Linked DNA regions of Homo sapiens: region 2 is linked to region 1. A link is an interaction called in ENCODE POLR2A ChIA-PET data of the cell type or tissue named here. Cell type or tissue: Panc1. All regions are shown on one strand. Each heading gives the region's core, and the rest is flanking DNA. Links, peaks and the distances in the headings are about the cores only.

Region 1 (11,543 bases), core at 1-8,000:
AAGAATTTCATTCTTTTTTATGGCTAAATAGTAGTCCACTCTGTATGTATATGTACCACATTTTCTTTACCCATTCATCTGTTGACAGACACTGAGGTTGATTCCATATGTTGGCTATTGTGAAGAGTGTTGCAATAAATGGGGTGCAGGTATCCATTTGCTATATTGATTCCAATTGCTTTGGATATGTATTAATCCATTTTCACACTGCTATGAAGATATTACCTGAGACTGGGTAATTTATAAAGGAAAGAGGTTTAATTGATTCACAGTTCCACATGGTTGGAGAGGCCTCAGGAAACTTACAGTCATGGTGGAAGGCGAAGGGGAAGCAAGGACCTTCTTCACATGGTGGCAGGAGAGAGAAGTCCAAGCTCAGAAAATGCCAGACGTTTATAAAACCATCAGATCTCATGAGAACTCACTCACTATCATGAGTACACAAGGGGGAACCACCCCCATGATCCGATCACCTCCCTCCCTCGACATGGGGGGATTACAGTTCCCTCCCTTGACATGTGGAGATTACAATTGGAGATGAGATTTGGGTGGGGACACAGAGCCAAGCCATATCAGGATATATGCCCAGTAGCAAAATTGCTGGATCATATGGTAGTTCTATTTTCAGTTTTTTGAGGAACCTCCATAGTTTTCCATACTAGCTGTAGTAATTTACATCTCCACCAACAATGTATAAGAGTTTCCCCTTCTTCACATCTTCACCAGCATTTATTATGTTTTGTCTTTTTGATGATCCCCATTCTAACTAGGGTGAGATGATATCTCATGAGGTTTTGATTTGCATTTCCTTGATGATTAGTGATGTTAAGCATTTTTTCCTGTCTGTGCCAGCCACCTATTTTTTTAACAAGTCCACTAGAAGGTTGAGAACCCCAGGTCTAAAGGGCCAGTTTCAGGGCCAAGCACTCTGCCTCCCTATTTGCACTTCTCTCTCCACCACGGCTCCACTGGCTCCCTCCTAAATCTTCAACGGAGTCCACAGCTGCCTAAAAGTATTTTCTGATCCTGAGTTCTTGTGAGCCTGGAAAAAAACCCTCTTCTGCTAAGTCCATCTGAGAAATGGCACATATTTTTATTTTTTCATTAAACTTTAAGTTCTGGGATACATGTGCAGAACGTGCAGCTTTGTTACATAGGTATACATGTGCCATGGTGGTTTGCTGCACCAATCAACCTGTCATCTAGGTTTTAAGCTCCACGTGCATTAGGTATTTGTCCTAATGCTCTCCCTCCCCTTGCCCTCCACCCCCCGACAGGCCCCAGTGTGTGATGTTCCCCTCCTTGTGTCCATGTGTTCTTATTGTTCAACTCCCACTTATGAGTGAGAACATGTGGTGTTTGGTTTTCTGTTCCTGTGTTAGTTTGCTGGGAATGATGGTTTCCAGCTTCATCCATGAGAAATGGCACATATTTTTAAATAAACTATATGGAAATTAAGAGAGAAGCAAAACAACCCTCAAAACACAATCCCAGCACTTTGGGAAGCCAAGGCGGGAGGAACACTTGAGGCCAGGAGGTCAAGACCAGCCTGGGCAACATGATGGAACCCCGTCTCTACTAAAAATACAAAAAAAAAAAAAAAAAAAAAAAAAAACCTGGGTGTGGTGGCACGCCTATAATACCAGCTACAGGCTAGGAGGCTTAGGCAGGAGAATCGCTTGAACCTGGAAGAGGAAGTTGCAGTGAGCCGAGATTGTGCCACGCACTCCAGTCTGGGCGACAGAGTGAGACTCCATCTCAAGAAAAAATAAAAATAAAAATAAAAAAATTAATTAAAGAAAAAGAAATTAGCTGGGTGTGATGGTACATGCCTGTAATTCCAGCTACTTGGGAGGCTGGAGCCTGTGAGGCTAGGGTTGCAGTGAGCCAAGATGGCACCACTGAACTCCAGCCTGGGCGACAGAGCAAGACCCCATCTCAAAAACACGCGCGCGCGCGCACACACACACACACACACACACACACACACACACACACACACAGAGTTTAGAAATGCAGTATTTACAGAGCCAATCTTCTCTACCTGAGCTTTGAAATAAACTAAGGGTTTGCCTCCTGGCCATAATACTTACTAGCAATATAATCTGGAGAAACTAACCTCTGGGCCTCAGTTTATCTGTCTTTGAAATAGGGATAATAACAGTATCTTCCCCCATAGAGTTGTGAAAATTAAATGAGGTGTATGTACAAAGCTTACTGCAGCTCCTGAGTCATAGTAAACCTTCAGTTAATGTTGGGTTTGTGGAAGAAGAAGGTTTTGTGCTATGTTTGGATTTAACTGGGCTAGAGGCATCTTATTTCAGGCATCAGAGGGTGTGAAGCATTCTGACAAGAGAATCTACGTATAGGAAATGATTCATTAACCAGGACAGGTGAGCAGATGTTACTGAACAGTGAGTTAATGATCATGGACGGATCACTTGAGGTCAGGAGTTCGAGACCAGCCTGGCCAACATGGCAAAACCCCATCTCTACTAAAAATACAAAAATTAGCCGGGCATGGTGGTGGGTGCCTGTAATCCCAGCTTCTCGGGAGGCTGAGGCAGGAGAATCACTTGAACCTGGGAAGCAGAGGTTGCAGTGAGCTGAGATCGTGCCACTGCCCTCCAGCCTGGGCGACAGAGCAAGAGGCTCCGTCTCAAAAAAAAAAAAAAAAAAGACATTATTGTAAGATTGGCCACTAGGTGTCCCAGCTTCATCTGGGTTACGATAACAATAGCTGAATTTTTTCCAGCACTTCCTATAAAGTCGTGTTATTATCCTAGTTTTACAAATAGGGCAACTCGTCTCAGAAAGCGTAAGTAACAAGGTCACAGCTTATAAAGTCTAGACTCTTTTTTATTTCATTGAGCTATAAACTTCCATATGATAAGCCTGTGTCCGGCCCCATGTTGCCTGGGCCTGGGGCTCTGGGGGCCTGACTGCTCACCTCTGGGCCTGTGTTTCCTTCGTAGATCAAGTGGCCTGTGCAGATCCAGAGATCTGCCAGAAGATCTGCAGCAACCCCTCAGGCTGTTCGGACATCGCGTATCCCAAACTCGTGCTGGAACTCCTGCCCACAGGTAATGTCCCTTCACTCCTGAATCAAGTCCCCTGGAGCACCCAGAAAGGAGATCACCGGATGGGCTCTGATCCAAGGCAGGGTCAAGAAAGGAGGGCTGGTGGGGGAGGAAGACTCTGGGCTCCCCAAGAAAGGCTACGTCCTGCAGGAAGCTCTGCCCCGCCGTCCTCCCTGAGGTTCTGCCTCCTCCAGTTGAGCCCACTGGGATCGGCTGCTTTGGCAGAAAAGGACCGAGGCCCATGACCTCCCTTCCGCCCCCAGGGCTCCGTGGGCTGATGATGGCTGTGATGGTGGCGGCTCTCATGTCCTCCCTCACCTCCATCTTTAACAGTGCCAGCACCATCTTCACCATGGACCTCTGGAATCACCTCCGGCCTCGGGCATCTGAGAAGGAGCTCATGATTGTGGGCAGGTAAGTCCCCACTGGGTGGGGCTGGGGCAGGGGGAAGAGAGAGCTGAGCCCACCCAGAGGCAAAGTCCAGGTTCAGCCAGCAACCTATCCAGGCTGAAGAGCATTAGGACTCCATGTGCAAGACATTCATTCATTCAGGAGATGCTGAACGAGCACCTACTGTGTACCAGGCACAGGGCACATAACCATGAAAGGGCTCAGTTCTTGCCTTCATGGAGCCAGGGAAGGAGGAGAATAAGCAAATAATTTTAACCCAGCTGGGCGAGGTGGCTCACACCTGTAATCACAGTACTTTGGGAGGCCGAGGCGGTGGATCACTTGAGGTCAGGTGTTCAAGACCAGGCTGGCCAACATGGTGAAACCTCATCTCTACTAAAAATACAAAAATTAGCTGTGGTGGCGTGTGCCTGTAATCCCAGCTACTCAGGTGGCTGAGGCAGGAGAATCGTTTGAACCCAGGAGGCAGAGGTTGCAGTGAGCCAAGATGACGCACTGCACTCCCGCCTGGGTGACAGAGTGAGACTCTGTCTCAAAAAAAAAAATTAAAATAATAAAATAAAATAAGCTGGGAGTGTTGGCATGTGTCTGTAATCCCACCTATTCGGGAGGCTGAGGCAGGAGGATCACTTGAGCCCAGGAGTTGGAGGCTGCAGTGAGCTATGCTCTCACCACTGCACCCCGGCCTTGGCAACAGAACAAGACCCTGTCTATTAAAAGAGACAGAGAGAGGGAAAGAGGAGTAAATGTTCAGATGATGCTAATTTGTGCCTCTCGCCGCCGGCACCAGGGTGTTTGTGCTGCTGCTGGTCCTGGTCTCCATCCTCTGGATCCCTGTGGTCCAGGCCAGCCAGGGCGGCCAGCTCTTCATCTATATCCAGTCCATCAGCTCCTACCTGCAGCCGCCTGTGGCGGTGGTCTTCATCATGGGATGTTTCTGGAAGAGGACCAATGAAAAGGTAGCTCTGGATGGCTCCCACTATGCCAGAACCAAGTGCTGCCCCTTGAGGACTGGGATAGGATGGGAGGGGAGGGTGTTGGAGGGAGACACAGGCTGGAATTGGGTGTTGAGAGGGAGGGTGAGTTCCATTGGTGGAAGATACAGGGAGGGTGTTTATCTGACCTTTGCAAAAAAGCAATGAGAGGGCTGCTGCGATGGCTCACACCTGTAATCCCAGCACTTTGGGAGGCCGAGGTGGGTGGATCACTTGAGGTCAGGAGTTTGAGACCAGCCTGGCCAACATGGTGAAAGCCCATCATTACTCAAAATACAAAAATTAGCCGGGTGTGGTGGTGGGCGCCTGTAATCCCAGCTACTCAGATGCTGAGGCAGGAGAATCACTGGAACCTGGGGGGCAGAGGTTGCAGTGAGCTGAGACCACGCCACTGCACTCCAGCCTGGGCGACAGAGTGAGACTGTCTCAAAAAAAAAAAAAAAAAAAAAGCAATGAGAGGTTCTCATGAAAAGTATCTTGATGCATTTTTTGTTATTGAACAGGGAAGCTAAATTAAGAGGGAGTTAGTAAACTATTAGTAATCAATTCATTATAAAAAGATAAATGGTTAAGTATTGCAGAACCTTTTCAAATTGCTGACCCGTGCTTGCAGTGACCACCACAAGAAAGACAAGTCCTGGAGATGGCTTCTTGAGGTTCCTGGAGGCCAGAGCCCTTGGCGTCTCTAAGATGATCTTGCTCTGATTTTGCAGGGTGCCTTCTGGGGCCTGATCTCGGGCCTGCTCCTGGGCTTGGTTAGGCTGGTCCTGGACTTTATTTACGTGCAGCCTCGATGCGACCAGCCAGATGAGCGCCCGGTCCTGGTGAAGAGCATTCACTACCTCTACTTCTCCATGATCCTGTCCACGGTCACCCTCATCACTGTCTCCACCGTGAGCTGGTTCACAGAGCCACCCTCCAAGGAGATGGTACATTTGGGCTGATGGCTAGATCCGTTGAGACTTTTTGTTGGAAGTGACAGAAAACTGACTCAAACTGACTTAAGCGAAGGAGACTGATTGTCCAAAAAGCTGAAAAGTCCAGGGTTGAGGTTCAGGGGCAGGATGATTTGGGACTCTGAAAAGGTCATCAGAATCCATCTGCACTTCTGCTTCAATTCTTAGGTCCCATATGGAGCCCAGTATCTTCTAGAGATACATCCTCTTTTACTGTCATTAAGTAAACATAAGGCTGGGGTGCGGTGGCTCATGCCTGTAATCCCAGCACTTCGGGAAGCTGAGATGGGAGGATCACTTGAGGCCAGGAGTTTGAGACCAGCCTGGGCAATATAGTGAGATCCCGTCTCTTAAAAAAATGAAAAAATTAGCAGGGCGTGATGGCTCATGCCTGTAATCTCAGTTACTAGAGAGGCTGAGGTGGGAGGATTGCCAGAGCCCAGGAGTTTTGATGGTGCAGTGAGCTATGACCATGCCACTGCACTTCCAGCCTTGGTGACAGAGCAAGACCCTGTCTCACAAAAAAAAAAAAAAAAAAAAAAAGGAAAAGAAAAAATTAGCAGGGCGTGATGGCTCATGCCTGTAATCCCAGCTGCTAGGGAGGCTGAGGCAGGAGGATTGCTTCAGCCCAGGAGTTTAAGGCTGCAGTGAGCTATGACCATGCCACTGCACTCCCACCTGGGTGACAGAACAAGAGCCTGTCTTTAAAAAAAAAAAAAAAAAAAAAAAGTAAAAATAAGCATTAATATTTCTGTCCCAGAATTTCTAGAGAATTTCTAGATTTCCATTGATGGAGTCAGCTCAGGACACATGCTCATCCGTGAACCAATTCAATCCCTGTGGCCAGAGAAACGGATGAGCTGAAATGACCAGTTCTGGGGTCCTGCAATACTCTAGGGTGAGGGTTAAGCTCTGGGGATTAGAATGAGGGATAATCACATCCCAGCAACAGGAGGATGGGGTTTATCGGAGAAAGACGTGGGAATGAGCAGGGGAATTGTGCGCTGATGTTGAAGAGTGCAGGAACATGATGCTTGTTGGAGGATGGGGTGGGAGGGTGGGGCTGGGAGCAGATTCAGACACAAAGGCTGAGTGTGGGGTTGGGTGGGGAGTGTGAGAAAAGGATGGACAACCCCGGCCCCACCTCCACCACAAATCTCATCATTCATCCCTGCTCCTTAGGTCAGCCACCTGACCTGGTTTACTCGTCACGACCCCGTGGTCCAGAAGGAACAAGCACCACCAGCAGCTCCCTTGTCTCTTACCCTCTCTCAGAACGGGATGCCAGAGGCCAGCAGCAGCAGCAGCGTCCAGTTCGAGATGGTTCAAGAAAACACGTCTAAAACCCACAGCTGTGAGTAGCTTCTCTCCTCAGTTACAGCAAGAAGGAGTACGTGTTAAAGGGATTGATTTTTTTTTTTTTCCTATCAAATCACAAGCCAGGAAAGTGGGCAGACTTGGAGTTTTAGCATCCTCTGGCTCCAGTGTCTGATCTGTCCCCACGCTCCGGCCATGGGAAAGGAGTTTTTAGTAACTTTCAACAAGCTTCCTACGGGCACTAACAGCAAACAAACACTTGTTGAGTGCCTACGGAGACACGGTTGGTTCATTTCATCCTTATTCTCTGCACATGGGTAGGCAGGAACACAACTTGCCTTCTCTCAGTTAGTGCTTCTAAACTGGCGGCTTGCAGACATATTTTGGCTTAGCCCACCTACAGTTTCAACAAAATGTGAGTTAACATTTAAAAATTGAGAGATTTTGGCCGGTCAGCATGGCTCAGGCCTGTAATCCCAGCACTTTGGGAGGCCGAGGTGGGTGCATCACTTGAAATCAGGAGTTCAAGACCAGCCTGGCCAACATGGTGAAATCCTGTCTCTACTAAAAATATAAAAATTAGCCGGGCATGGTAGCGCATGCCTATAGTCCCAGCTACTTGGGAGGCTGAGGCAGGAGAATCGCTTGAACCTGGGAGGTGGAGGTTGCAGTGAGCCGAGATCACGCCACTGCACTCCAGCCTGGACGACAGAGTGAGACTCTCTCAAAAAAAAAAAAAAAAAAAAGGGAGATTTCAGTCGGGCATAGTGGATGGTGGTTCACGCCTGTAATCCCAGCACTTGAACACATCTGGTGAGTGTCCCTGTCTCACCTCTCTGGGAGATACAGACCACCTCTACGGTCTTCCTTTGCTGGGTTCTTTCTAGGTGACATGACCCCAAAGCAGTCCAAAGTGGTGAAGGCCATCCTGTGGCTCTGTGGAATACAGGAGAAGGGCAAGGAAGAGCTCCCGGCCAGAGCAGAAGCCATCATAGTTTCCCTGGAAGAAAACCCCTTGGTGAAGACCCTCCTGGACGTCAACCTCATTTTCTGCGTGAGCTGCGCCATCTTTATCTGGGGCTATTTTGCTTAGTGTGGGGTGAACCCAGGGGTCCAAACTCTGTTTCTCTTCAGTGCTCCATTTTTTTAATGAAAGAAAAAATAATAAAGCTTTTGTTTACCACAAGGCTTCCAAGTGTTTATAGACCATTTTCAACATGACACTTAGCTCTTTTCTTTTTTCTTTTTTTCTTTTTTTTTTTTTTGAGACAGTGTCTCGCTCTGCCACCCAGGATGGAGTGCAGTGGCATGGTCATAGCTCACTGCAACGTCAAACTCCTGGGCTCAAGTGATCCTCCCTCCTCAGCCTCACAAGTTTCTAGGACTACAGGCACACACTACCATGCCTGGCTAATTTTTCCTTTTTTCAAAGAGATGTGGTCTATGTTGCCCAGGCTGGTCCTGAACTCCTGGCCTCAAGTGATCCCCCCACCTCAGCCTCCCAAAGTACTAGGATTACAGGCATGAGCCACGATGCCCAGCCTCTTTTCTTCTTGAAAATAATGAAGGTTAGAAGATGGAAAGAGGAGAGACATGTAAAAGCTTCCTTTTGCAAAAGACTAGTTATTCATTCTTCTTATCCATTGTGCAACATCAATACCCAAATTCAAAGGGATAAAGAAGCAAAGGGACTTACAAGACCTCCCAGGCTGACAGCAGCCACATCTCCGGGGTTGGATATTTAGCATCTGAACTTGCCCAGCTCACCTTCACAGTGCAAAGAATGGGACCTGCATTCTATCTCTTGCCTTCCACTGTGGCTGGCTTTGGGTGAAGGTCCCCGAGTTTTCTCACTGTGATACTTTCTCCTAGATATTTCTTGGAAATAGACCCCAGTTGGTACTCTGAAATCTTGTGCTGTAAGAAAATCAGGGAATTGTGTGCACTTCTCAAGTTCTGGCTTAGACTCTTGTTTTTGAGACAGGGTCTCTCTCACTCTGTCACCCAGGCTGGAATGTAGTGGCACCCTGAGATCTCACTGCAGTCTTGACTTCCTGGGCTCATGTGATCCTCCCACCTCAGCCTCCTGAGTAGCTGGGACTACAGACATGCACCACCATGCCTGGCTAATTTTTAAAATTTCTTCGCAGAGACATGGGGGGCGGGTCTCTCCTATGTTGCCTGAGCTGGTTTTAACCTCCTGGGCTCAAGCAATCCTCCTGCCTTGGCCTCCCAAAGTGCTGGGATTACAGGTGTGAGCCACGCACCCAGCCTTAGACTGTGTTTCTTTGCTTAATTCCCCATGATGATGCTTCCCTAAAAAGAAGCAGCCAGGTGGATGTGCATCTCAATGAACCTCCCCACCAAAAGCCAGTAAGGCTTTGACCTGCAGAGCAGCGGCCTCCTGTTCTGGGTAGAGCCAGCCTCCTCAGCTTCCCAGCTTTGGGCCCACTGGAGTCTGACGGAATGACCCATCAGGGCTGCGTTTGCCACGTGCAGAGCTAAGAGCAGGACAGGGCCAACGGAGTGAGCCCTGAGACCATCTCTGGAGTAGCTCAGGGCCATGAACCATCCAGGCCTGGGATAAGGTGGGGTGGACTAGAACCCCTTCCTGGCCTGACAGAGCTGGAAAGCAGAGGAGTCTCTCGAGGGACCCCAATTTTCAGACCAGAGGAAAGTAAACAGGACCCCCTGGGGCTGAGGAGCTGCCCACCCACTTAATCCTCCAGTGATGATGTCTTTCTGGTTCCTACTTGATGCCAACAGCTAGGACTGGCCTGGTGCACAGGCAAATAATGTATTGGTCCAGCCTCAGCTCTGCTCATAGGCCCAGCTCTCTACAGGAATCCAAATAGCAGTAGTAGGTTGGACAAAGGGCACCCCCAGCCCTCCTGGGAAGGGGTATGGGCGGGGAACTGGCTGCTAACATGGCTCCAGGCAGGAGCGTGGAATGGTTCTGGAGCAAGTGGGCTCAAGGAGAAGTCTTCACCGGGGAGGTTGAGCTTCTGCCTCCAAGGCCCAAAGAAGGGGAGTGGGCGGCATGGGAGGCTTCCACTACAGTCCTGAGCTCCCCGTCCAAGCCTGCCCCTCACACCAAGACCCCTGTTGCCTCTGGCTGGGGTCAACAGTGTGTTTCAGCAGGGACGCACTGAGCTGTCACTATGATAGCTCAGGCCACCCCCATCTCTGCCCGGACTCCTGACTGCCTTCTCACATCCAGTCTTCCCATTCTCCAGCCACTGGCAGGGTGAGCAACTCGGATCAAGCCAATCCTCTGCTTGGAATCCTTCAGAGACCTTCCCACTCAGGATGAACTCTGCAATCCTTTGCCTTCCTTTTTTTTTTTTTTTTTTTTTTTTTTTTTGAGACAGGCTCTCACTCTGTTGCCCAGGCTGGAACACAGGGTGCGATCATGGCTCAATGCATTCTCAAACTCCCAGGCTCAGGTGATCCTCCCACCTCAGCCTCCTGGGTAGCTGGGACTACAAGTACGCACCACCATGCCTGGCAATTTTTGTTGGTTGTTGTTGTATTTTGTGGAGAAGGCATTTTGCCATATTGCCCAGGCTGGTCTCCAACTCCTGGGCTCATGTGATCCACCTGCCTTGGCCTCCCAAAGTGCTGGGATTACAGGTGTGAGCCCCCATATCTGGCCTTTTTTTTTTTTTTTTTTTTTTTTTTTTTTTTTACAGACAGGGTCTTGCACTTTGTCACCCAGGCTGGAGTGCATTGGCATGATCATGACTTACTGGACCCTCGAACTCCTGCCTCAACCTCTTGAGTAGCTGGAACTACAGACATTTGGCCACCATACCTGGCTAATTTTAATTTTTTTATGTAGATGGGGTCTTACTATGTTGCCCTGGCTGGTCTCAAACTGCCGGCTTCAAGCAATTCACCCACCTCAACCTCTCAAAGTGCTGAGATTACAGGTGTGAGCTGCTGTGCCCAGCCAGCTGAGAGATTTTAAATGTTCTCGCCACAAAAAATAAATGATAATGGAGGTGATGGATATATTAATTAGCTAGATTTAACCATTCTGCAATGTATACATATACAAAAACATGTCGTATACCATAACTTTTATCAATTTAAAAAACCAGTGCAGTGCAAATACAATTTACAGATGTGCACAGAAACTGAATTCAGGCCAGGTGCAGTGGCTCACATCTGTAATCCCAGCACTTCAGTGGGCTGAGGTGAGTGGATCACCTGAGGTCAGGAGTTCAAGACCAGCCTGGCCAACAGATCAAAACCTCATCTCTACTAAAAATAAAAAAATTAGCCTGGCATGGTGGTGGGTGCCTGTAGTCCCAGCTACTTGGGAGGCTGAGGCAGGAGAATGGCTTGAACCTGGGAGGCAGGGGTAGCAGTAAGCCGAGATCATGTCACTGCACTCCAGCCTGGGTGACAGAGCAAGATTCCATCTTAAACAAATAGAATGACAACCAAAAACCCCAAATTCAAATACAAGTAGAAAGAGTGAAAACAGAACCCTGAGGATTTTTTTAGGTTGGGGTTCTTCCTTGTATCAAATATCCCCCTCCCCACATGTCATTTGTGATGATGTTTCGTGTGTGAAGGATAGACCCTAAGGTGACCCTCAATCATCCCTACTTCCTGGGAAGTGGATCCTTCCCCAGCCCAGCCTCCAGATGAGATCCCAGCCCTGGCTGCTGCCTTGACTGCAGCAGATGAAGATCCTGGACAGAGGACCCAGAGAAGCTGTGCCTGGACTCCTGACCCACAGGAGCTGTGAGAAAATGAACATGTGTTGTTGTAAG
Region 2 (11,543 bases), core at 1,523-9,522, 70 kb before region 1:
CTTAGATGTGACACTTCTGCTATTGGGGAAGAAGGAGAGACTGGATATTGGGGAACAACTAGTAGTGCTGGTTCTAAGAAGGGAACAGTTAAATAAACTATACTTCATCCGGAAGCCGGAATGTTTAGCCACTAAGACAATGAGATAGATCTATATAAACGGCTATCAAGAGGTGTCTTTTTTTTTTTTTGAAACAGGGTCTCACTCTGTCACCTAAGCTGGAGTGCAGTGGTGCAATCTCAGCTCACTGCAGCCTCAACCTCCCAGGCTCAAGTGATCCTCCCACCTCAGCCTCCCAAAGGGCTGGGATTACAGGCGTGAGCCACCACGCCCAGCCTGCTTGAACGGTCAAACCTAACTGGATGCCAGGAAGCAAGGAGAGCCGGGTGATATCACCTGAAACCCACAGCAATCAGCTTCATGGAGCACCGAGCACAGTCAGGAGGGGTAGAAAAGGGATCCAAGGTGGGTGACGTGCTTGAAGAGCGAACATTAACCAACCCCTCTAGGAGGGTGTGGAGCAGGAACTGGAAGGGTCTGGGCCTTGAGGCTAGCTGGGAAACTAATTTGGAAGTTGAGACAAGAATTTATAAAAGCCGGAATCAGGGCTGTAGCATAGAGATGCGAGGAAGAGCTAAATGCATGAAGAGCCAATGAGATGGATGCTAGGGTCTGTGGAGAGTGAAGGAGAGGAGTCTAGGACAATCTCACGTTTCTGACTTGGTGAACCACTACTAGCTAAGGGAGAGGACCCTGGAGGATAAGAGTGGGTTTCCTGGTGCAGGGAGTGGCAGGTGGGTGTGCAATATGATGTATCAAGGAGCCTGGGAAACAGCCCAGTGGAGCTGTCCAGTTGACAGCTGCTTTTAAGTGGTGAGGACACTATATTTTTTCACCACTGTATCCTTAGCACCTAGCTCAGAGCACTGAAAATATTTGTTGGATGCATGGATGAATGGATGGATGGACAGACAGATGAACAGACGGATGGACAGATGGACGGATGGATGGATGGATGGTTGGACAGATGGATGGACGGATGGATGGATGGACAGATGCAGGGATGGATGGATGGATGGATGGATGGATGGATGGATGGATGCATGGATGGATGGATGGATGGATGGATGGACGGATGCATGGATGGACGGATGCATGGATGGATGGATGGATGAATGGATAGATGGCTGGATGGTTGGATGGATGCATGGATTGACGGATGGATGGATAAATGGATGGATGGATAAATGGATGGATAGATGCATGTTTAAGGAAGAAACCAATAATAGAGATATCAATTTGGGGTTTGTAAATCACAGGTGATGGCTGAGGCATGGAAATGGGTAAGCATGTAGAATGAGGGCTCAGGAAATATCATAATTTGAGAAGAAGAAAGGAGACTAGAGATCTGAGCAGGAAGAGTCAAAGATTCAAAGAGGCATTGATGAGGTGAGGGTTGGGCATGGACAACATGAGAGAGTGGAGTCTCAGATCTGGGGAGAGGGGAAATTTCAGGGAAGGAGAAAGCCATGGTCTGAAATGCTGCCTGTCAAGAAATCTATGGGGAAAGCCATGCATGGTTCTGTGACAGTGGAGATCATTTTTGGGGTAGAGGCAGACGCCAGGTCCCAGTGGGGTGAGGGGTTAATGGATAATGGAGATGAAGGTGGTGGTGTAGATTGGATTTCCCAAGAATCACATTCTGAGGTGCAGATCTGAGTGGAGGTGGCTTATTGGAAAATATCCTCAGAGTACATTGATAAGGGAGGAAGGGAGGCAGGACAGGGCAGAGGGAGAAGTTGAGCTGCAGTGAGGTCGCAACAGAGGCCTCAGCCAACCTCTCAGGGAGCTGTGCAGCTGGGATGTCCCTCAAATATGCTCTGCACCCAAGGAAGGACAGGGACCACCCCACTGACCAAGCACTGGATTTAGGCTGTGGATTTAGGGGAATTGTCCTTCCTCTGGCTAAGGACAATTCCTTTTGGGGAGACTCAGCTGGGAGCTGGCTGCCACACTCTCCCAGCAGTCAGGCAGTGAATGCCTCCACCCTGCAAGGAGGTCGGGTGCGCCCCACAGGGAGTGGCAAGTGTAAACTGTCAGGAACTGATCAGTGGAGGGAAAGAAGGGAAGCCAGTGCAGCAGCTAGAGGGAGACAGAGGTCAGAAAAGCCTTTGTGTGTAGCTCTAGTTCATAGTTTGAGAAACACTGCAGTGTGATCTTAGGCTGGGAGAAGAAGCCCCTAGAGAGTGAGAATGAAGACCCAAGAGTGAGGATAGACCTGCCACACTTTCTGTTTAACCCCCAGAGCTTAGAACACTGCCTGGCACACATTTGCACTTAAGAAATATCTGCGGAATGGCTGAATCCAGGAGTACATTCCAGACATTTTAACACTGAATAGCAGAAACAGAGTGCCGATATTTAGCTCCATGAAGAAATACATACGCATTTAAATATAGGAATGTACTTGAAGTTGGGCACAGTGGCTCACACCTGTAATTCCAGCACTTTCGGAGGTCAAGGCAGGAGGATTGCTTGAGTCCAGGAGTTAGAGATCAGCCTGGGCAACAGAGTGAGATCCCCATCTCTACAAAAACTACAAAAATTAGCCAGATGTGGTGGTGCACACCTATAGTCCAAGATACTTGGGAGGATGAGGTGGGAGGATGGCTTGAGTCTGGGAGGTCAAGGCTGCAGTGAGCTATGATTTTGCCACTGCACTACAGCCTGGGCAACAGAGCAAGACCCTGACTCTTTCAAAAAAAAAAAAAAAAAGTACTTATAAGGGGAACCAAGACACTCAAATACTGCCACACCACCGTTATAATCTGTAGTGCATTCACAATTTCATGGAAGCCCACAGAAGCCAAGAAATTCCCTCCAGCCCCTAATCCTCCATCTCAACTTCAACCACGGCTTCTTTCATGTAATGTTGGTCCATGTTTTTCCATAAGAACCCATTTATATAAAGACTTTTATGATTCCTTAAAACAACTTTGTTGAGGTAGAAATGACATGATAAACTACACATACATGTACAATTTGAAGAGTTTTGACACAGGCATAACCGATGAAACCATTACAGGAGAACGAACATACCCATCTGTATTAGTCCATTTGCACACTGCTGATAAAGACATACCCGAGACTGGGTAGTTTATAAAGGAAACAGGTTTAATGGACTCACAGTTCCACATGGCTGGGGAGGCCTCACAATCATGGCAGAAGAGCACAGAGACATCTTACATGGCGGCCGGCAAAGAATGAGAACACAGTGAAAGGGGGAACCATATAAAATCATTAGATCTCGTGAGACTTATTCACCACCTCGAGAACAGTATGGAGGAAACTGCCCCTGTGATTCGATTATCTCCCACCAGGTCCCTCCCACAGCACATGGGAGTTATGAGAGCTACAATTCAAGATGAGATTTGGGTGGGGACACAGCCAAACCATATCACCATCGCCCCGAGAAATTTCCTTCTTCCCCTCTGTGACCCCTCCCTCCTGCCTTTCCCATCCCCAGGCAAACATATATCCATCACAAGAAATTTGTTCCCGGATTCTACATTTGTATGTAAATGAATCAGAGTATGTACTTTTTGTGTGTCTGGCTTCTTCCCTTGGCAAAATTATTTTGGAATTTTTTTTTTTTTTTTGAGACAGAGTTTCACTCTTGTTGCCCAGGCTGGAGTGCAATGGTTAATTTTGTATTTTTAGTAGAAATGGGGTTTCTCCATGTTGATCAGGCTGGTCTCGAACTTCCGACCTCAAGCGATCCATCCGCCTTGGCCTCCCAAAGGACTGGGATTACAGGCGTGAGCCACTGCGCCTGGCCTGTTTTTTACGTTTGAAAGTATCTAACAGAGAAAAGCCTCAAGAGAGTGCTTTGTTCACAATTCTGTCCTGTTTGTGCTTTTTCTCAGTAGTTTAGACACACACATAGAAGAATTATATTTATTAGCTGGGCTTGGTGGTGTGCACCTGTAATCCCAGCTACTCGGAGGCTGAGGCATGAGAATCACTTGAACTCGTGAGGCAGAGGTTGCAGTGAGCCGAGATGGTGCCACTGCACTCCAGCCTGGGCAACAGAGTGAGATTCTGTCTCAAAAAAAAAAAAAAAAAGAGAGAGAGAGAAGAAGGATTATATTTAATTGAAATTCTCATAATAACCAGGTTGATGGCAAATGGGCTGTTAGTCAAGCTGGAGGGCTCCAGAGAAGGATTTACCTTTGTTAGCAGACAGTTGCTTTGAATTCACGTTTCTTCCTGGAGGGTTTTAGCAACTTCTGAGTGGGAATGGGAATGGGAGAGTTTGAAGGTTTTTCCTTCCAGTTCCCTGGACTCTGGAGACGGTACCTCACAGGGAGACGCTATGGGTCAAAGGGCAGTATTTTCTGTAAAGGGCCAGGTAGTAAATATTTTAGGCTTTGCAGGCCATGTGGTCTCTGTCACAGGTATTCAGCTCTACCATTGTTGCACAAAAAGAGCCAGAGATGACAGGTAAACAAATGAACATGGATGTGTTCCAATAAAACTTTATTGATAAAAACAAGCAGTGGGCCAGATCCGGCCTGGCAGATGGAGAGAATGGTTTGCTCGCCTTTGCTTTAGTCAATGGAATGTCACTAAAGCCTCCCCTCTACTATTTATTATGGATGTGGGTGATTATGATAATGAAAGTTGTAGAATTTAGACGACATTAGAGACGATGATATAATATGTAACCCATGAAATATTTGAGGTTGGGCATTGTGGCTCAGGCCTGTAATCCCAGCACTTTGGGAGGCCGAGGCGGGTGGATCGTTTAAGCCCAGGAGCTTGAGACCAGCCTACGCAACATAGAACCTGTCTCTACAAAAAAATTAAAAAACTAGTCAAGTGAGTTGGCGCACACCTATAGTCTCAGCTACTCAGGAAGCTAAAGCAGGAGGATCGCTTGAGCCCAGGAGGTCGAGACTGCAGTGAGCTGTGAGCATGCCACTGCACTCCAGCCTGGGTGACAGAGCAAGATCCTGTCTCAAAACAAACAAACAGAAACAATCAGGGCTGGGCGCGGTGGCTCACACCTGTAATCCCAGCACTTTGGGAGGCCTAGGTGGGTGGATTACCTGAGGCCAGAAGTTTGGGACCAGCCTGGCCAACATGGTGAAACCCCATCTCTACTAAAAATACAAAAATTACCCAGGCGTGTTAGGGGGCACCTGTAATTCCAGCTACTCGGGAGGCTGAGGCAGGAGAATCGCTTGAACCCGGGAGGCAGAGATTGCAATGAGCAGAGATCGCGCCACTGCCCTCCATCCTGGGCAACAGAGCAAGACTCCGTCTCAAAAACGAAACAAAAAAAACAAAAAACAAAAAAAAAAACAATCAAGACAATTTGCTTCTTAGAGCCAGGCTTGCATTAAGGTCTAGGCTGTAGCCACATCAACAGACACCATGAGAACAGACATTTCCTAAGGTGTAGCCAACAGGTCCCATATCTGCCTTCTCTGTTTTATTCTAACTCCCCGTGGGCTTTGGCTATGTGGGGACAGGAAGGCCCTGGGACTGAAAACCAGATGCTTTTCACTATCAGGTGATCATCCTGCTGGGCAAAACACCTGCAAGATGCAGCGACCAACCCCGGATTCAGAACAACTTCAACAGGTGGCAATTTATGATCTGCTCCCTACTAGGAATACGGAAGATGGTCATTAAAATAGTAGCACACAGTTATTTAGCACTTACGGAAGAAAGCTCAACAGTTTACAGGTGTTACCTCATTGAAGGCTCGCCACTATTCTGTGAAGGAGGTGTTGTTATTTCTCCCTCGTTTAGCGGATAATGAAGCAGATTTGCAGAGGTGAAGTAACTTGCCCACGTCACACACCTACTGAGCCGTGAAGTCTAAAGACAAAGCGTGTGTCTCTGCAATGCTGCAAAAGAGTCAGAATATGTTCTGTGTGGCTGGGCGTGGTGGTCCATGCCTGTAATCCCAGCACTTTGGGAGGCTGAGGTGGGCAGATCACTTGAGGTCGGGAGTTCGAGACCAGCCTGACCAACATGGTGAAACCCCTGCTCTACTAAAGACACAAATATTAGCCAGTGTGGTGATGTGTACCTGTAATCCCAGCTACTTAGGGGACTGAGGCAGGAGAATTGCTTAACCCAAGAGGCAGAGGTTGCAGTGAGCCAAGATTGTGCCACTGCACTCCAGCCTGGGCTACAGAATGAGACCCTATCTTAAGAAAAAAAAAAAGGTGTTCTGTGTGTCTTTCCTGTGCTGAGACTGGAGTAGCTGTATCCTTCTAGAGCAAGACAGCAGGGTCCTAATAGCAAAGTTTACCCAGCCCTTATCATGAGCAGCCACACTTGGAAACAATGTGCATGAATGTTTTAGGGTGAAAGCCTGCACTGTTGTAACAAGTGACTCAGCAATAACACGGCTAAAATAAGGAAATTCATTCTGTTCCATGTCTCGGTCCACGGGGAGGCTCCAAGTCAGTGGCTTCTCTGTTCCAACAGGAACCCAGGCTGCTAGCAGCTCTACTGTTTTCCTTACACACAGCCTGCAAGGGGACTCAGTCACCATCCTGACCAAAAAGAAGTCAGAAAGGAGGGGAAGACAAGGGCAGGGAGCTCCCTCTTAATCACGGGAGGCAGAAATTGTGTGAATCACAGTCCCTTTCATTCCACTGGCAAGAGTTAGCCACAGCTAGACACAAATCGGGGCTGCCCAGTGCAATCAGCCTTGTGCCCAGGAAGGGAGGAGGGCAGGTTTTGCTGGCCATTTCCCACCCCAGAGCATTATTTTATTTAATCCTTATAGCAGCCCTAATTATTTGACAAATGGGTAGACTGACACACAGGGCAGTGAATGGGGATACTTACCATAAGTCACGAAGTCAGTAGAGCCAGGATTTAGCTAAACACTGAAGGCAGAGCCCAGGTACTTACCTACATGCCATGCAACTGCCCCCGCGCTGGAACTTGCCACAAATGCCCATGACAGTGGGTTATCAGTAAAGTCACCTGCTATAACCCAGATTTGTGCTGCTGGAAGTTTTTGGTCAACAGGCTTCCACGGGATCTTGTTCCACTCCAGTAATCTCCAAGTGTCTTGAAGTCACACTCCAAATTTTAACCTCTCTGCCATGGTTGACCTACTGTTAAAGTGTTTAATGATTAATTTTTAAAGACCTTGTTGATTCATTAACAATCTACTATGTACTATGCACTAACTGGCAAGGTTTATTGAGATATAAACAGCTTGTACCCCAACAGAATCTACTGCCATAAATAGGCTTTCCGGTAAGGGTCTATTTTCATCAGAAGACACCTTTTAACCGATTATGTGGCTTTCGGTTTAGACATAATGTTTACAAGAGTTTTCCTAGGTACACAGGCTCATACAAGTTGGCCATAGAGCACAAGTTCTAAAACTGGTCACAGACCTCTTAACACCAAGGACTCCAAGGACCTTTTGTTATGTGGATGATAGCTATAGATATTTATCATATCAGACATTTAAATTAATAAACAATTATAAATATGTACTGCTTTTTTTTTTTTTTTTTTTTTTTTTGAGATGGAGTCTCCTAATGTTGCCCAGGCTGGAGTGCAGTGGCACGATCTTGGCTCACCGCAACCTCCACCTCCTGGGTTCAAGTGATTTTTCAGCCTCCCAAGTAGCTGGGATTACAGGTGCGCACCACCACGCCTGGCTAATTTTTGTATTTTTAGTAGAGATGGGTTTTCACCATGTTGGCCAGGCTGGTCTTAAACTCCTGACCTCAGGTGGTCTGCCCCCCAAAGTGCTGGGATACAGGCGTGAGCCACCATGCCTGGCCCACGTACTGCTTTTTTAAAGAATAATAAATCCACTGCATGTTAAATAATTTTTTATTTTTTAAAAATCCCATATTTTCCCAAAAGATTTATTGGAAACAGTGGCATCGTTTTATGTTTTTACAAATCTTTTTAATGCCCAGTTTAAGAGAAGACAGCTGGAATCTCATATTTGTTTCTATATTCAGTCTGTTACTACATCTCATGCCACTTAGTCTCTGGAAAACTACACTGGACTTTCATGAATAGAGAAAAAAAAACCTTAGTATTAAGAAGTGGGCTGGCACAGTGGCTCATGCCTGTTATCCCAGCACTTTGGGAGGCCAAGGCGGGCAAATCACCTGAGGTCAGGAGTTTGAGACTAGCCTGGCCAACATGGTGAAACCCTGTCTCTACTAAAAATACAAAAATTAGCAGGGCATGATGGCAGGTGCCTACACTCCCAGCTACTTGGGAGGCTGAGGCAGGAGAATCGCTTGAACCCAGGAGGCGGAGGTTGCAGTGAGCCGAGATTGTGCCACTGCACTCCAGCCTGGAAAAAATAACAAACAAGAAAAGAAGAAGGAGAAGGAGAAGGAAAAGGAGAAGAGAAAAGAGGAGGAGGAGGAGGGGAGGAGGGGGAGGGGGAGGGGGAGGAGCAGCCTCGACCTCCTGGGTTCAAGTGATCCTGCCTCCTCAGCCTCCTGCGTAGCTGGGACTACAGGTGCACACCACCACACCCAGTTTTTTTTTTTTTTTTTTTTTCCTAATTTTTGTAGAGACAGGGTTTCACCATGGTGCCTAGGCTGGTTTCAAACTCGTGGGCCCAAGTGATCTGCCCACCTCGGCCTCCCACAATGCTGGGATTACAGGTGTCAGACACCATGCCCAGCCCCATCTCTGGGTTCTTAACCCACACAGTCTCCTGCAGCTACTGTGGATGAAAAGCAAGCCAGGTTTGTGAGAACCGTGACTCTTGGGAGATAGAAACAAAACCAGAGAGAGAGAGAGAGAGGGAGAGAGAGAGAGAAAAACTGTAGTTTTCCCTCTTTGAAGCCACACTAAAGAGCAAGAATAAGCCTTGAAATCCTCAGAGTCAACTAAATGCCAGGTAGGCAGCTCATGGTTAACTTAGGGGATTTTGGGAGAGCTAGGGAGGAAACTGATTGCTCAGAGAGACTGAGACTTGCCCAAGGGCTCACTGTTGCTAAGTCAACAAATGTATCTTGTCTTAACAGGGACTCTTTCTCCCAGGCTTGCATGTTGCCTAGAAAAGCTTATTTCAGTTTTGAGGATTTGCTCTTTTCAATTCTTGCAACAAATAGCAACATTTGAGTTGTTAGGGATGTGGGTAGGCAAAGGTGTGTTATTAAAAGTCTGCAGAAAATCTAGGAAGAAATCACATCTTGAGCCCTCTAGGAGAACATGCGACCCAGGAATACAGATTCCAAACAGAGCCCCGTGCATCATTTGACACACCCCGCATTTTAGCTATTTTGTTGCTTTTGAATTTACCAAACCTTACAAGTCATCAGAGTTTCTATTAAAAACAAAAACAAAAACAAAAAAAACCCAGACTTAGATTTCTCTTGCAAAAGGAATGCTGGCAACATAAGACCCACGTTCTTACGTGGTGACAATGGGCTGGAACTAAAATCTGGGAGACAGACTCGCAATAACTGTATTTGCTCAGTGTATTTGCTCTGTATGAATTCACTGTTTGTATATTTGCTCTTTTTTTTGAGATGGAGTCTCACTCTGTCACCCAGGCTACAGTGCAATGGCATGATCTCGGCTCACTGCAACCTCCATCTCCTGTGTTCAAGCGATTCTCCTGCCTCAGCCTCCCGAGTAGCTGGGACTACAGGTGCACCCCACCACGCCTGGCTAATTTTTGTATTTTTAGTAGAGACAGGGTTTCACCATGTTGGCCAGGATTGTCTCGATCTCTTGACCTCATGATCCGCCCACCTCGGCCTCCCAAAGTGCTAGGATTACAGGGGTAAGCCACTGTGCCCGGCCATCTGCTCTCATTTTTAAAGATATAATTTACATACAATAAAATGCATGAGTCAGCCAGGCGCGGTGGCTCATGCCTGTAATCCCAGCACTTTGGGAGGGTGAGGCAGGAGAATCACTTGAACCCAGGAGACAGAAGTTTAAGTGAGCTGAGATGGCGCCATTGCACTCCATCCTGGGTGATAGAGTGAGACTTGGTCAAAAAAAAAAAAAAAAGCATAAGTGTTCATCCTTCAATTCACGGGGTTTTACCAATTGTATATACCGTATAATTACCACCCAATTCAAGATAATAGAAATTTCCATCACCTCTGAGAGCACACTCCCACCCTCTTCCAGTTGTTCACTGGGTCCTGTTCTTTGACTTCTGTCACCACAAATCCATCTTTCCTGTTCTTGAGCCTCACATAAATTGAATCATAAGGTCTGTACTCTTTTCATGTCAGCTTTTTTTTTTTTTTTTTTTTTTTTTTTTTGAGATGGAGTCTTGCTCTGTCTCACCCAGGCTGGAGTCCAGTGGCGTGATCCTGGCTTACTGCAGCCTCCACCTCCTGGGTTCAAGCAATTCTCCTGTCTCAGCCTCACGAGTAACTGGGACCACAGGCGCACACCACCACAGCAGGATAATTTAATTTTATATTTTTGGAAGAGACAGCGTTTTACAACATAGGCCAGGCTGGTCTCGAACTCCTGACCTCAGGCGATCCACCCACCTCGGCCTCCCAAAGTGCTGGGATCACAGGTGTGACCACCGCACCCAGCCCAGGTCAGCTCCTTTTGCTCAGCATAATGTTTCGTAGAGTCTTCGATTCATCCGTGGTGTTGCGTGGGTTGGGTAGTTCATTCCTTTCGATGAAAGTTTTTCACGGTGTTGGATGCACCGCAGTTTGTTTCTTCACTCACCTGTCGATGGAACTGGTGTTGTTTCCACTTAGAAACAGTTTTGAATAAGGCCACCATGAACACTTGTGTGCACAACTTTTTGGGAACATATGTCTCCATTTCTCTTGATAAATACCTAAGAGTGAAATTGCTGGGTCATGGGGGAGGTGTATGGTAACTTTATTTATTTATTTATTTAATTTTATTTTTTAGATGGAGTTTCGCCTTGTCACCCAGGCTGGAGTGCAATGGCACGGTCTTGGCTCACTGCAACCTCCATCTGCCTCCCAGGTTCAAATGATTCTCCTGCCTCAGCCTCCTGAGTAGCTGGGATTACAGGGGCCCACCACAACACCCAGCTAATTTTTGTATTTTTAGTAGAGACGAGTGCAGGCTGGTCTTGAACTCCTGACCTTGTGATCCACCCACCTTGGCCTCCCAAAGTGCTGCGATTACAGGCATGAGCCACCGCGCTCGGCAAAGTGTATGGTAACTTTATAAGAAATGTCCAAATAGTTCTCTAAAGTGGTTATACAGTTCTTTTTTTTTTTTTTTTTTTTTTTGAATTGAGATCTCATTCTGTTGCCTCGAGTGTAGTGGCACTATCATGGCTCACTGCAGCCTTGAACTCCTGGGCTCAAACGATTCTCCCACCTCAGTCTCCTGAGTAGCTGGGACTACAGGTGCACACTGCTATGTCCATCTAATTCTTCCTATTTTGTGTAGAGATGAGGGTCTCACTGAGTTACCCAGACTGGCCTCTAACTCCTGGCCTCAAGAGATCCTCCTGCCTCAGCTTCCCAAAGCTCTGAGATGATAGCATGAGCCCCTGC

What was found. ChIA-PET counts read pairs that join two places held together with the same protein. Peaks named below come from ENCODE experiments on the same cell type or tissue, not always from the same donor. Only the 100,000 strongest peaks of a DNase experiment are listed, where the experiment ranks them.
Region 2: POLR2A ChIA-PET joins it to region 1 with 14 read pairs; 6 of 35 experiments call an interaction of 5 or more read pairs at or near these places.

What each region holds. Positions count from the first base shown.
Region 1 is chr16:24,903,682-24,915,224 of GRCh38, forward strand. It overlaps SLC5A11 (solute carrier family 5 member 11), which reads left to right. Exons shown (of 17, transcript NM_001352248.3): 12 at 2,976-3,083; 13 at 3,344-3,494; 14 at 4,282-4,450; 15 at 5,200-5,415; 16 at 6,625-6,796; 17 at 7,647-7,945. The coding sequence ends at 7,852. Among named protein-coding and RNA genes, the nearest start is that of SLC5A11, 63 kb to the left of the region's middle. RefSeq lists an enhancer at 2,768-3,268. In Panc1, for the core only: a CTCF peak has its summit at 2,725 (motif pointing right); no DNase peak of the experiment used is centred there.
Region 2 is chr16:24,832,503-24,844,045 of GRCh38, forward strand. No RefSeq gene overlaps it. Among named protein-coding and RNA genes, the nearest start is that of SLC5A11, 7.7 kb to the right of the region's middle. RefSeq lists an enhancer at 2,006-2,300. In Panc1, for the core only: a CTCF peak has its summit at 2,144; no DNase peak of the experiment used is centred there; H3K27ac peaks cover 849 bases.